Linked DNA regions of Homo sapiens: regions 1 and 3 are each linked to region 2. The links are chromatin loops, found by intact Hi-C in ENCODE. Cell type or tissue: OCI-LY7. All regions are shown on one strand. Region 1 overlaps OSBPL3 (oxysterol binding protein like 3). Region 2 overlaps GSDME (gasdermin E). Region 3 has its middle 36 kb from the start of GSDME.

Region 1 (5,000 bases), 120 kb after region 2:
AAGCCAGACAGCTCTGAGTAATGAACCTGTTTACGGAACAATCAAAATGAAACCGGAGGGAACAGGGGCTGTCTCTCTGATGGGCCCCGTGAATGGCCTCGTGGCTTGGGGACCGAGGCTGGACAGTGGCAAGGGAAGGCTGACTCCTCACCATCCTTTCCAGGGGGCTGGGAATCTGCGCGGCCTTGTCCAGGAGCTCGCTGTACTCCAGCTCCTCGCAGAGCCTCTGCAGCGTGTTCAGGGGCTCGTTCAGCTCCACCGGCATGGCCACCTTGGACAGGTCCTTCCCGATGTTGTTCCTCAGGATGTTCCACAGGCTGATGTTACTGCTGCTCGGGCAGGGCGCCGGCAGGCACGTTCTTCTCCGGGACTTCGCTTCCCGACCACTATCAAGGACAGGCCCTGAAAGGGAAAGAGGCCTGGTTGTCTCTATAAAGCTTTTCATTTTATTCTATTATTTTTAATCCACGAATAAAACCTTACGTAGCAAGTAGTCAATGTTACTATTAAACTCAGTTGTTCAGAGTATGGCTGAAGTCAGAAAACCGGCAAAAGAATTCTGAGCAATTAAATACCAAAAATGACACACACTAAAACCCATCGACTTTATTCACAGGGAAGACCTTGAATTGCTCCTCAAAACCTAGTTCCTCATAGCTCATACACACTTAGAATAAAACTGGAAATTGGATTTCTATGCCTATAGTTGCTTATTGTTTATAAAAACTTGTAAACTTTTTAAAAAATCACTTTAAATTCTGGTAAAACAATTGTGTTTATTACAGGAAAACTATAAAGGAAATAATGGTCTTTTCATTGCTCCACCACCCCAAAATAGCAGCCATTTATATATTAGAGTATCTTCATTTCGTGTTTTCTCCATTTGTGTTGTTCATACTGTATACGTATTTTATATTCTGCTTGTTCAGCTAACAGAGTATTTTTCCATATTATTTAAAATTTTTCTAAAACATCAGTTTTTGCTCAATATCACTAATCATTAGAGAAATGCAAATCAAAACCACAATGAGATATCATCTCATACCAATCAGAATAGCAATTACTAAAAAGTCAAAAAATAACATGCTGGTGAGGCTGCAGAGAAAAGGGAATACTTATACACTACTGGCGGGAATGTAATTAGCTCAGCCATTGTGGAAAGCAGTTTGGCAATTTCTCAAAGAACTTAAAACAGAACTGCCACTCAACTCAGCAATCCCATTACTGACTATATACCCAAAGGAATATATATTGTTCTACCATAAAGACGCATGCACGTGTATGTTTATCACAGCACTATTCCCAACAGCAAAGACATGGAATCAATTTAAATGCCCATCAACAGTAGACTAGATAAAGAAAATGTGGTACATATACACCATGGAATACTGTGCAGCCATAAAAAAGAATGGGATCATAGCCTTTGCAGCAACATAGATGGAGCTGGAGGCCGTTAACTAAGCAAACTAACACAGGAAGAGAAAACCAAATGCATGTTCTCACTTGTAAAGGGGTACTAAACGTTAGTTCACATGAACATAAAGAAGGGAACCATAGACACCAGGGCCTACTGGAATGTGGAGAGTGGGTGGAGGGTGGGTAGTGGGTGAGGATCAAAAACCTACCTATTTGGTGCTATGCTTATTACCTTGGTGATGAAATAATCTGTACAGCAACCACCGTGACATGCAATTTACCTATAGAACAAACCTGCACATGTACCCCTGAACCTAAGAGTTTAATAAATCATTTTTAAAGACTGTAAAATATTTTTTGCCTATATCTTTATTTTCTTAGGATATGAAGAAGCGGGATTACTATGTCAACAACTCTGAATGTTGTTAGACTTCTGATTCACATGATCAGACTGCTTTTCAAAAAGGCTGCCCCCAACTTCCCCATTTATCGGCAGCAGATGTGAACATCCATCTCCTGAGGCCTCTTCAGGCTTGTCATTTTCATTTTTAATTTCTGTCAAATTGTCAGGTGGACAGTGTAACCACCTTGTTCTAGCTTACATTTAAAAGATTTCCTGTGTGGTTTGGAGTGCTTTCATGAGCACTTCTTCTTTGCTGAATTGTCTGCCTTCCTATTTATGTATTAACACCATACTCTCTTGTTTTATATTTGTTTTACAATTCAATCCCCACTTGGTATTTACCTTTAAATTTGGCCCATGGAGTATTTTGATGAATGAAACATATTTTAGGTATGCCAATCTATCAATCTTTTCCTTCGTTTCATGCTCTGAAATTCCTATCCTCCATTGTGCCTGTTTTCAAATGAAATCTCTTGCATATTATTTTTATTTATATATCAATAAACATACTTTGTTGATATATATTTTATTAAACATATATATTTAACATTTACTTATTATAAAGCCAATCACTGAATAAAGGGGCTGCTCTGATGAACAGAAACACATGAAAACAGGGCCACACTGTGCATCTCATGTTAATCTAATCATCCAATTAACTTCTGAATTTGTTTTGCTTTTTTAAAATTAATTTTTTTTGAGACAGAGTCTTGGTCTGTTGCCCAGGCTGGAGTACAGTGGCATAATCTGGAGTCACTGCAGCCTCTGCCTCACCGGCTCAAGCAATCTTCCTGCCTCAGCCTCCCAAGTAGCTGGGACCACAGATGCACACCAACATGCCTGGCTAATTTTTTGTATTTTTGTAGAGATGAGATTTTACTATGTTGCCAAGGCTGATCTCAAATTCCTGAGCTCAAGTGATCCACCCACCTCAGCCTCCCAAAGTCCTGGGATTACAGGCGTGAGCCACCACGCCCAGCCTGTTTTAGTTGCTTAATATGGGTAAATACAACATAGGTAAGTAGCTGCAAATGGCAGTTTTAAAATTAATTAATTAAATATTGAGATAGGGTCTTTCTCAACAGGGTCACTCAGGCTGGAGTGCGGTGGTATGATCATAGCTCACTGTAACCTCGAACTCCCGGGCCTAAACAATTGTTCCACCTCAGTCTCCTGAGTAGCTCAGACTACAGACATGCTACACCACGCCTGGCTAGTTTTTGTATCTTTTTTAGAGACAGGATCTTGCTATGTTGCGCAGGCTGGTCTCAAACTCTTGGCCTAAAGCAATCCTCCTGCCTCAGCCTCCCAAAGTGTTGGGATTATAGGTGTGAGCCACTGTGCCTTGCCTGTAGTCATTTTTGAAAACAATTTTTCATGTAGTCTCAAAAAATTTTCTTTGATTACACTAATCTGAATTTTGAAAGCATGCTACTCCACCGCCATCATCACCACCAATACTACTAACAGCTAACACATATCTTGCATTTTATTCTGTGACAGGCAGTCTTCTAAGCATTTCACATGCATTATTCCTACTTATCCTATGTAACTACCACTTGTGGTAAACAGTATTATTATCCCCATTTCACAGATGAAGAAAATGAGGCATAGAGGAAGTAAGTATCTGGTCCCAGAACACACAACCACTGAGTGGCAGAGCTGGGGCTAACCAAGGAAGTCTGGTCCCTTAATCTGTATTCTTAAACACTTAACTTCCCCAAAGTACCCAGCATAGAGACAGGTCCTAATATGTGCCCAGCAACACTGTGGGGAAGAAATTAATAGGAAACACTCTAAAAACCTCATGTTTACTATAAACTCAAAGAATAACAGTGTAGCAAGATCTTGGTCCTAACACAGGCAAAATGATGATATGAAATGTAAAGGTTATTTCTGTATCCAATCTTTTCAGTAGAGTATTGATGCTTAGAAATATAATCTCCCCCAACCCCTGGGAATGTCTGTAAAGAACTAGGGGACACACATTTCTAGTATTCAAACACTGACAAAGAAGAAAACTGGGTTTTGCCCAGTGTTTGTTCAAGAAAGGCAATGTAGACCAGGCAAGGTGGCTCATGCCTATAATCCCAGCAATTTCGGAGGCTGAGGCGGGCAGATTACTTGAGGCCAGGAGTTCAAGACCAGCCTGGCCAACATGGTGAAACCCTGTTTCTATTAAAATACAAAAAATTAGCTGGGCATGATGGTGCGTGCCTGTAATCCTAGCTACTCGGGAGGCTGAGGCATGAGAATTGCTTGAACCCAGGAGACAGAGGTTGCAGTAAACCGAGATCGCACCACTGCACTCCAGCCTGGGCGACAGAGTGAGACCCTGTCTTCATACACAAAAAAGGGCAATGTTAGTTAGCATTCTCGCAACATGAATGTAAACTACGACAGAACCAGCTCTAACCTCTAAGCTTTTCCTGGCTGGTGTCAACACAGCACAGCTGTGGACTTAGGTTCTGAACCATGTCCTCTCTTGACCTTTGACCTCTGAACATTCCATTAACTTTGTGCTTCCTATGGCTCCCTCTCCATAGACTCAAAGAAATGGAGGACTTCCACATTTGTCAATCCTCCTCATCTACAGTGGGAGCACCACTTTAGTGTGCATGCTGTTTGCCAAGGGAGTGATGTTTCTTCATTTCTCTTTCAACTTGCCTCCTTGTTTTTCTAGAAAAATAAGCAGCACACAAACTTGCTCCAGTGTTTTTGGCCTTCTTCTTCAAACCCACTGGTTCTTAGACCTTTCCACTAAGGGGTTCATCTCCCAAGAAACATTTCAAACAAAATACCAACCACGATGAGCATCTTACTTCTAGCAGGTGTGATACTGAAAGGATACTCTTCCAAAGCATGGTAAAATTACCTGCTTTCTTCCCCTATACTGCGGTCCCCCAAAAGGTGGCTCTTAACCATTCAGATAACAATTCATCCGTTCACACATACACACTGAGCTGAGGAACATTGAAATATCAAAAAGGTGCCTGGCATGGTCCCTCTCCTTTGTGAAGATATGAAAATAGGTGGTGCTTTGAGTATCCAATGCATAGTGCAGACAAACCTAGAGACTCCAAGGCAGACTGAGTACCAAGACTGATAAGTGCTTGATGCTACGAGGACCCATGCAGAGAACTGTTCAGGTGGGCAGATTCTTTTTAAGGGCACCTTCCTA
Region 2 (5,000 bases):
GCAGAAGGTCAAGAGAATGAAAGGGTGTTTCTGATTGGGCATAAGTGTCTCCTGAGAGGGGAGCTGTGGGTGAAGGAAAGGGTCTCATTGCAGCTGGCATGGCTGAAGCACCTGGCCGGGATACAGATGGAGTCTGCCTCCCTTCGAGGTTTCAAAGGACGACCAGGATCTCTGTCAAATGCAATCCCACCAGGAAGGTAGGGAGAGAGAGCAGGCATGTCTTCTCAAGGGCCCTTCCAACCACTGCAGGTTTATGTCTATGAAGCTATACCAGAACATTCTGTAGCAAGAGCAACAGAAAACGGATGGGCAAAAAAAAGAAAAGAAATAGCAGAACTGGTTTAAAATCAGGCAGTGAATCACCCAGAACGATGACCTGACCACCAAGCCACCATAGGAAGGAGCCACGGAGCTGCCTCCTAGGCCAGGATCCAGAACGAGCCAAGGGAAGGCCGAGATATCCCCAGGGTACCTCTTCTCAGCAGCACAAAGAGGAGTTTATTTTCAAAGACAGTGGAAGCTGGAAAAGATAAAAGCCTTGAAATTGAAATGCAAACAGGAGAGCCCTGCCAGAACAAGGCTGTGTGTCTTTCAAACCCCATCTGAGAAAGAGAGGCTACCTCCACAGAGCTGCGTCAGGGCAGGGTCTGGTCACCTCCTGGGACAAACAGGAGGAAGCTCGCATGGGGACCACCACCTAGAGTGGCAGCCCAGGCCTGGGTCCCCGCCACCGAAGGGTCCGCAGAGCACTCCTGGGCATCCTCAGGTGCATGCCAAGATTTCAGAAAGCGTTACAGAAGTGACGCATCCTTCACTACAGCCAAGATACGGAAATAATGTAACTGTCTGTTGATGGACAAATAGATAAAGAAAATTGATGTATTTACACAATGGAATACTTTTTGGCCATGAAGAAGAAGGAAAGTCTCCCATTTGTGCCAACCTCGATGAACCCAGAGGACAGGATGCTAAATGAAATGACCCAGGCACAAAAAGATGCATATCACATGGTCTTCCTTATACATGGAACTGAAAAAAGCTGAACTCACAGAAGCAGGGGGTAGACTGGTGGTTGCCAGGTGCTGGGAGAAATGGGGAGATGTTGTCAAAGCATGCAAACCTCCAGTTGTAAGCTGGTAAGTTCTGGGGATCTAGCATGGTGATTATAGCTAATAGTACTGCAGTGTTTACTTGAGACTTGCTGAGAGGGTGGACAGTAAGTGTCCTCACCACACACATGCAGAGGGTAACCATGCTGGGTGATGGATGTGTTCATTAGCTTGACTCAGTAGTTATCCCGTCACAATGTCTATGTCTATTGAATCATCACTTGTACATCTTGAACATACAGTTTCTGTGTGTCAATCATACCTCAGTAAGCTGCGGGGGAGTGACACATTCACCACTGGCCATCAGTAAGACTGGACAGGACCACCAAGGCAGACATAGGGGGGCTAGAAACCCAAAAGTGCAGATGGTGACCCTACTTACCACATACAGATAACAGAGACTAGAAGAACAATTTGATCCTCTTCATGATGCACTTTTTTTGGAAGACAAGTCTTTTCAAAGAGAAAGATGACAATAATAACGAAAACGCCCCAGAGGACACAAATTTGGAACTACGGGCCTCAAGGAAGCCACAACACCTGGTATTCTCAGCATTTCTTGGTCCCTGACAGACCTCTTTGACCAACTGCTTCAAACTGACACTTTCTCTTTCTGTCACCTCAGATAAATCATTTCACCGCCCTAAAATGCAGGCTTCTTCATTTGCAGAATGAGAGAGGGAGACTCTGTGCACTCCTTCTGTGCCTCGCCTGTTTCTCCTAGGGATCCTCAACACCCTTCAGCTTGTGGACAGCAGCACACGAGGACACTGAGCATTCTGTTTGAGTCCCTCTAGTGGCTGCTGAATGGCGTAGTGACTCATGTGGGCTTAGCGAGGGCAGGAGCTGTCTCACGGGAGACTGCCCCCCACCCGCCTTCCACAAATGGGGGAGAAGCAGGAGGCAGCAGCAGGCATGTGCGTGGTCTATCACGGCCCTTTTAAAAACTGCTGTTACAGAAAATGTCAAACTGCACAGGAATAGAGAGGAGGAGCGTGAACCAGCGTGTGCCCATCAGCCAGCTTCAGCCACTGTCCCCTCTCAGCCAAGCCTCCTTCCCTCGGCAGCTGCCCATGCTCACACCCTTTATGCTCCACTCATATTATTTTTGAATCAAACCACAGACATATTACCATTTCATCCGTGAATGTTTCAGTGTACATCTCTCAAAGATAGGATGACTCATTTTTATAAATATAACTATAATACCATTGTCACACCTAAAAAACTTCACAATTTATTATGTTACATTTACCCACTCATGTCCCTAAGGAGCGGTCACACAGCTTTCATGAGTGAACACAACCTCTTCTCATTGGGAACATGAGGAGGGAAGGGGCTGTGAACACCTAAAGTGAGCAGACACGCTGAACCAAAGCTTGGATTTTCTTCCGTGACAACAGCTGGGTCTCTGCGCTTTGAACACACTCGTGATCAGCAGAGGAAAGTCAAGTTCAGCATGTCTGGCTTCATACTTGTGGAGAGGAGGTGGGGTAACAATAATGATGATAATGCTATTAATAGCAAAGGTGGAGGAATTAATAAATGACCACTGTGCCAGGCGCTTCATAGGCCTCATCTCATTAAATCTTCACACAGCCCTGTGAAGAAATGCCCTTCACCTTCCAGAGACAGGGAAGCCAAGACTCAGCAAGATTCAGCAACTTGCCTGAGACCTCATAGGACATCATGGCACCGGGGTTGATGCCCAGTGTGTCTGATGCAGAGCCCAGGTTGATGCCCAGAGGACACAGCCCAGCCCTCTACTGTGCTGGTGGAACTTTGCCCCACACCAATGTTGGAGGAGAGGGTGGCATTGCTCCAGGCATCCCTCACCACACCCCTCCCCCAGTGCAGCCCATGTGTCCAGGGACCATGTCTTGGGACAATCTACGCTCTTCAGACCTCTTTCCCTCTCTTCCCACAGTCTCCAAAGCAGTCGAGTCCTCTGGAAAGCAGTCAAGTCCCTCTGCTGAGGGATCCTCTGCTGGGGATCCCTCAGCACCCATAGGAGGTGGCACTCACCGAACTGGCCGTCCAGTTTCACGTATAACTCAATGACACCGTAGGCAATGGTGGTGGCAGCTGGGATCTCCAGCACCACGTTGGAGTCCTTGGTGACATTCCCATCCTCCGTCGCTGACACCTGTGGGCAAAAGCGCACACTCCCACCTGTGCACTCGGGCTCTCCAAGCTGCTCTGTTCCCCACTGCAGCCAGCCTCGTGCCTTATACATAAGAGATGCTGAGCAATGTCCACAGAACCGAGTGGAACAGAGGAGCCAGCCAGCATGGGGGATGGGGGGATTCAATCCTTGTTGGCATCAGTACACAAATTCCCAAGTAAACGGCCAACCTGGTGGCATCAAAGCGAGATTATAGAGCGTGGGATACAGTGAAGTTAGGTCTACAGTGCTGTGCAAAGATCATACGATACGTAAGATCACCTCCCAATTCCCTCCATCACAGGTTATGGAAACAACTGAAATCCTAATGAAAACCTTAAACAGTAGCCAAGTTGGACTGGGAGAACCTAGCTGAGAGGGCCCCCTACCCCGTGCATATCACTCCAGACCCCTGTAGATGGTGCACAGTGCTGATAAAACCAGGAACAGAGAGGGAAGTGGGAAGAGGCCGGAGGGAGGAGAGGCAGGAAATGCCAAGAAGTCAGGCACCAAGCTCCTGCCTTTAAACACTCTCACAAACAGGACCCCTTCCCACGATGTCCTGGTGAGAGGAAGATGAGAATCTATTTGTTGGCCAAACACTGGCAATCAGAGAACTTTTCTTAGCAACTTGATCCTGGTCAGAGTGTGTTGCTTTGGGTTGAGAAATGGCAGCTGGCCTCCTGACTCTGAAAGGCTTCAACACTTTGGCAGGAAGTGACTGTGGCAGGAGCACCAGCAGGGCCGGCCTGAGCCATCTCCCATCGGCGCCTCCCTCGCTGCTACCCAGCCCCAACCCAGTAAGAGTGCTGGCCCCAGACCTCTACCTCCAGCTCCTTCCAAATACAACTTTCTGAGTTCCTCTAGAAAAAGCCAAAAGTCATCCCAAGAAGTAAATCTCTAAGAAAATATCAGCCACCATGGCAAGCTGGAGGAGAAAGAGTTTGGGGCTGATGGCCACCTAGTCCATTGAAGTTTAGTACTGGCTCACAGATCAGCTTGGTAAGACTGTCAATAACTTAATCTAGAAGAATCTATGTAGAGATAGCTAGATCTTACCTGCCCTAACTCAACCCACAAAGGATTTGCAGCAGCTAATTCCAAGTAATCACTGTGAGAGCCCCAGCTCTGAGAGGCTCTAGGGATTCTTTTGCATTTGGCCTGATCAGTGCCTGTGTGTTCATTTTTCTTGGGGAAACATCTGCCGCCCACAGGAAGAGCACCTGACGCCAGCCCACCTGGCCCATTCGAGTGCCTGCAACCCTGCCCTGCTTCAGGAATGAACATATCCCGGGACGGTCTGGTGAGACCCAGTCCTAGGCCCCCCTCACCCCTGGAGTTGCAGCAAATCAGGAGCAAGCCTGGAGCTGCCAGCACCATAGGGAGAGCCCATCTGAGAGGGCATCAACCCAGGGAAAGCAGCTCCCTATATATCCTCAAGGCCTGGATCCAGCAGTGACTGGAGCCAGTTTCCCCAAGTGTTTCAGCTACATGAGCCAATACACTCTTGCTCATTTAAGACAACGTGAGTTGGGTTTCTGTTAACTTGCTACGGAAAGAGTCCTGACTAATGAAGACACCACCCAAAGAGGCCCCCAACCAAGGTCTCCAGGACTGCTCAGCCATGAACGCAGGGCAGCCCGACTGCACGCACCTGCACCGTCTTGGTCTGGATGCCCACGATGCCACCACACTTCTCCTCGACCTGCATGTGCTCAGAGATCACA
Region 3 (5,000 bases), 77 kb after region 2:
CTCCATAAGCCTGTATGCCAGGCAGGACAGTTAGACCTTGCCTAGCATTGTGCTGCTAGGAGGTGACACACTGCTGTGCCACTGTTTTGGCAAGGGCTGACAGATGCAAGATGTAGAAGTACTGGCCTAACAACTTTTCAAGTGACTCTTGGCCTAGGTGGGTGGTCTCATGCACAGCCAGTACGACTGCAGCTCCTAGCAGTTGTGGCATGGCTATTCTTCCATCTGATAACCGGATCCATCTTCTTCTATCACCTGCCCTCATTCTGGTTGATGAAATGCCAGGGTGAAAGAGATAGCCAATTGGACTAAAGCACAAGTGCCACTCCAGTTATTCGGCAGAGTGTCCAGTAAAGGTCCGCCACAATACCACCAGACATCCTCTCGGGGATGAACAAGGGCTGACTTATTGATAAACTCTTGAAAATTCTTAAGCTCACTGCATCCCTTCAGGTCTCCAGGGAATGCTAAGTTTCCTTGCTGTCGTGAGAGACACGAAGTGAACTTAGTGTTGGGAGAAGGAAGCTGGATGGCCCTCGGGGGCTGACCCACAGGGTGCTGGACTTTGGGATATAGCAGAGACAGCTTGGCACAACCTATTACTCCAGGCTGTAGAATCCTGGAAAAGAGCTACCATGAAGTCCATGCCTGGTCGACTGGAGGACTACCTTAGTGGAAAGGGGACAATCTGGGCCTCTGGCCTGCCATGTGCACAAGCATAACAATTGCTTTTGTTTAACATGCCAACGGTATATTTGATTCATTCCAACCAGACATTTGCATCTTGGTATCCTGTCTTAATTGTCAAAGTTTGTTTTAAGCCTTTAACTTCTATGATCCTCTAATAAAATGAATGTATGGTTTCAGGAAATTACAAAAACTGGTTGGGGCAGTCCATCCTTGCTCTTTAATGGTCCACAGAACGTTGGACCAATTATGGCATAAAAGCTGTATATTGGGGGGCAAGACTCCTGGTTAACACTGGGGTCTTTGTCGAAATCTCCTCAGATAAAATGGTCCTAATTTACTAATGCCTAGTCTGAGAAGAGTCAGGAGGGAGAGAGGTACTTTTCTGAAGTAGAGGTCTGTCTTTGACTTGGCAAGTCCCCACAAGGTATAACAAGGCAAGCATTAAATGCAAGTTTGAGGCGAAATTGACTTGGTTATGTTAATAACTAGATGGTCAGCAATAGAGCCAGGAAAGAAGAAAGAGTAATAGAATAGATGAAAGAGTTAAATTTTTCTTAGCTTTAGTTTGGTAGGGTTTTCCCCTGGGACTATGGCCCACAACTCTGGAGCAGGTGGTGCTTTCTTGACTCGGGTGTGATGAGTCCATCCCTTTTTTGCTGTACAAACAGCAGTCTCGGTGGTTAGCAGCGCAAGGTAGGGTCCTTCCCAGGCTGGCTCAAGTTTTTCTTTTTTCCACCCTTTGATAAGAACGTAATTTTCAGGCTGGTGCTGGTTTACCAGAAATTCTAAGGGTAGTACATGTGCTAAAAGACTTTTAGTTTTGAGGGAAAGGAAAGTGGAAGATAAACCAAGTATATAATTTCTAAGAAACTGACCTTTTGTTTTAAATGTGGGACATCAGCAGCAGATTTTATAGTACCTTGGTGCCTTCTTACTGAGAAATTTCCTTTTGCACCTATTTTTATTAGTTTTTAGACCAAAGAAAGCCAAACACCATTTTATATTTGACAATGCTTCCTGTATCACTTTTATACCAGATAAGCTAAATTTCACCTTTATATTAGTGTGTTATTAATGTTACACTTAGTTTTAATAAAACTTTGTAGACATATTTATTCAATTTTTAATGTCTGACCATAAGGTAAGATTTTTTATAGACTCTCTTCAACCTTTTATAATTTTTGTAAAAGAGCAGGTTAGTGCTTTAAGAAAAACCCGTGGTGTTTTTACTTTAATGTCCAGTTCACAGAAAAACTGGATGATACCCCTTTAACTTTAGCTAATATGTTTATACACAGAATTTTCTTTACAGTTAACATTTTAAAACTTGCTTAAATCTTCAAAACAAAATTTTTAAAAACCTTTTAATGTAGGTAAAAATCTACATTTTTATGCCTCCTTATAATCCTTTTACTAAAAATATATTTTACTTTTCTTACACACTTTGCATATAAACTGTTCCTTCAACAGTTTTACATTCAGGAGGCCTAATTACTTTTAAATTATACAACATTTCTTGCATAAATTCCTTTTTTATAACACACATTTTTTTTCTTGTTTCACGACTTTCACAGACAATTCTTCAACATGTCTCAACTTTCTGACTTATTGCAAACATCCCTTTCTTTAAACAACCAGTTAATTTATTTTAGGACAAGAATGTAATATATAACGTTCTTTTTACATAAATTCTACCCCCCTTTTCTTTTTTTTTTTTTTTAACTTAGGATAGTTCTGAACTGGTGAGGTGTGCTCACAGTGAGGTTTCCTTTAAAAGTTATTTTTCTACTTTTTTTCTGTTAGCAAAGCTGTTGCCACTACAGATTGAATGTATTTGGGCCATCCACGGGTTACTGGGTTAAGGAATTTTGATAGGAAGGCTACGGGTTGTCAGTGGTCTCAGTGCTTTCGGGCTACGCCCTTGTTTACACTGACAACAAAGTGGTATTGGAGTGTTATATGATCACGGAGAAGACCTTTAATTATCAATTATAGGTTCTAAATTTACCTTGGCTTTTAAAGGAATAGTGTACACTGTTTTTTTCTTAACTACTTGTATATCTCTCTCTTTCTCTCTTTGACTTCCTTCTGTCTCTGTCTCTTCCTCTCTCTCTCTGCCTCTTTCTCTTTGACTTCCTCTTTGTCTCTTCCTGTCTCTCTTGCTTTCTCTCTTTGCCTCTTTTCTTCTCTCTCTCTCTTTCCTCTCTCTCTCTTTCTCTCCTCTCTCTCTCTCCCTTTTCTCTCTGCTGGTCTTTCCTTGCCTCTGCCAGCCGCTTATGCTGCTGTTCTCCTGTCTCCTTCCTCTTCCCCTAGGGGAGAGACCGGCGGGAGTAGAGCTACTCTTTCTTCCTTGGCTATCTGTCCCTTTGTCACTAGTACTACTGCTGCCTGTCTTCTTAACCACCGTGGGGGGTCTAAAACCAGCTGCAACCACGTATCTATGTATGGAAACTGATCTGGGTGTCCTGATTTACCAGTTACTTTGTGCCATACCTTTGAAACTAGAGACCTGTCTAGGCTTCTTTCTGATGGCCATCCCACCTCTAATGCCCGCCAATCTATCTCACACAGAGCCTTAAACTTTCCAGGTGTCATAGCGATTCCATAGACCCCACTGAATCCTTTCTTGAAATTCTTTAACATAGTTCCTAATGGGGTAGGCTTACTTTGTGTTTTACCCATTCTCCTCTCTCAGGAGACAAAACAACACTCTTACCACAAAGAGGGAAGGCAAAAAGGGGCAAAAAGTCACTCACTCCCCCAGCAATTCACACTAAAACCAAAGTATGGATAAGGAGTTACTCATTCATCAAGCAATTTGAGCCAAGTCAGAACCGAAATCAAAGCCAAAACAGTTCAAATCCAGAAGTCAATACCGAAATCTAAACCAAAACAGTGCAAATCCAGTCAAAATCAAAACCAAAACCAAGGTGCCAATAAAGGCATGCCGTGGGTGATCAGGCCACGCTTCCACTCAGATGGAGTGGGCAAGTTCCAAGACCAGTCTTACCGTGTTCCAGATGTCTGGACTCCAAGCGCCGATTCCTTCCCGCTGTTCAGCCGCTGCGTTAATCCTCCGCGGGGGCCTACCGTGCGCTGCTCTGGCGAGGCGTTCCACCAGGGCAATTACCCAGCTGAAAGCACTCTCAGGATTCACTAAAGCCGGCAGGAGTCCCCCGCAGGGATGTTCCACAAGGCAGGCCTAAGCCTCCTAAGCAGTTGCCTCCACCGCCCGGTAATCACCTCGCTTCCAGGTCAGGGAACCAAGAAATGTAGCAGGACTAGCTGCAGACAAAACCCCTCAGACACCGAGTTGAGGAAGGAAAGGGCTTTATTCTGCCAGGAGCATCGGCAGACTTACAAAACCGAGCTCCCCGAGTGAACAATTCCTGTCCCTTTACAACTAAGGGGGTCTGCGTGAGAGGGTTGTGACCCATTGAGCAAGCAGGGGTACGTGACTGGGGGCTGCATGCACCGGTATCAGAACGGAACATAACAGGACAGGGATTTTCACAATGCTTTCCCGTACAATGTCTGGAATCTATAGATAACACAAGCAGTTAGGTCAGGGGTTGATCTTTAACTACCAGGCCCAGGGTATGCCCCCGGCTATCTGCCTGTGGATTTCATTTCTGCCTTTTAGTTTTTACTTCTTCCTTTGGAGGCAGAAATTGGGCATAAGACAATACGAGGGGTGGTCTCCTCCCTTATGAACAACACAGATTTGAGCTGTGTGGGTTCAATTATACTCAGATTTCCTCCTGCCTGTGCCACCCCGAAATAACAAGAGCGACCCCTCCTCTTCCTTCTCCTCAGCCTGCTTAACGTGAAGACGATGAAGACAAAGACCTTTATTGTGACCCACTTCCACTTAATAACAGTATATGTATTTTCTCTTCCTAATGTTTTTCTTCGTAACATTTGCTTTTCTCTAGGTTTATTATAAGAATACAGTCTATATTACATATATGATACAACAGATGTGTTAATTATCTGTGTTGTTGGGAAGGCTTCTGGTCAACAGTGGGCTATTAGTAGGTAAGATCTGGGGGAGTCAAAAATTCTGTGTGGATTTTAACTGCATGGGGCATTGGCACCCCTAGCCCCTGTGTTGTTCAAGAATCAACCGTAATATTTTCATAGCACACTGGAATCGACAGAGGGGCTCCTGGGGCTGGAGGTGTCCTGTCTGGGGCTCCAGTTGCCTCAGTTCTCTCTTCCAAGGGCTGAGGGGGTTCTACAATTGTGGCGTGCCTTGGAAATGTTAGGGGAAAAGGTATGGTGACTCGATGGTTTCCAAGTGTTTTGTG

Evidence for each region. Hi-C counts contacts between places; a loop is a spot of excess contacts. Peaks named below come from ENCODE experiments on the same cell type or tissue, not always from the same donor. Only the 100,000 strongest peaks of a DNase experiment are listed, where the experiment ranks them.
Region 1: a loop joins it to region 2, with 3 times the contacts of the local background. A loop is called at or near these places in 2 of 110 quality-filtered maps.
Region 3: a loop joins it to region 2, with 2.2 times the contacts of the local background. A loop is called at or near these places in 4 of 110 quality-filtered maps.

What each region holds. Positions count from the first base shown.
Region 1 is chr7:24,834,335-24,839,334 of GRCh38, forward strand. OSBPL3 (oxysterol binding protein like 3) reads right to left here. Exons shown (of 23, transcript NM_015550.4): 15 at 152-402. Among named protein-coding and RNA genes, the nearest start is that of GSDME, 79 kb to the left of the region's middle. RefSeq lists an enhancer at 141-250. In OCI-LY7, no CTCF peak of the experiment used is centred here; DNase peaks (open chromatin) are centred at 1,577, 1,957, 3,007 and 3,467; H3K4me3 peaks cover 2,156 bases; H3K27ac peaks cover 5,000 bases.
Region 2 is chr7:24,714,120-24,719,119 of GRCh38, forward strand. It overlaps GSDME (gasdermin E), which reads right to left. Exons shown (of 10, transcript NM_001127453.2): 4 at 4,928-5,000; 5 at 3,135-3,255. Among named protein-coding and RNA genes, the nearest start is that of GSDME, 41 kb to the right of the region's middle. RefSeq lists enhancers at 3,561-4,148, 4,435-4,634, 4,755-4,944. In OCI-LY7, CTCF peaks have their summits at 1,920 (motif pointing left) and 2,124; DNase peaks (open chromatin) are centred at 1,062, 1,682, 3,972 and 4,492; H3K4me3 peaks cover 2,741 bases; H3K27ac peaks cover 5,000 bases.
Region 3 is chr7:24,791,390-24,796,389 of GRCh38, forward strand. It overlaps a transcript of GSDME not described here. Among named protein-coding and RNA genes, the nearest start is that of GSDME, 36 kb to the left of the region's middle. RefSeq lists enhancers at 3,353-3,858, 3,859-4,364. In OCI-LY7, no CTCF peak of the experiment used is centred here; a DNase peak (open chromatin) is centred at 2,832; H3K4me3 peaks cover 371 bases; H3K27ac peaks cover 330 bases.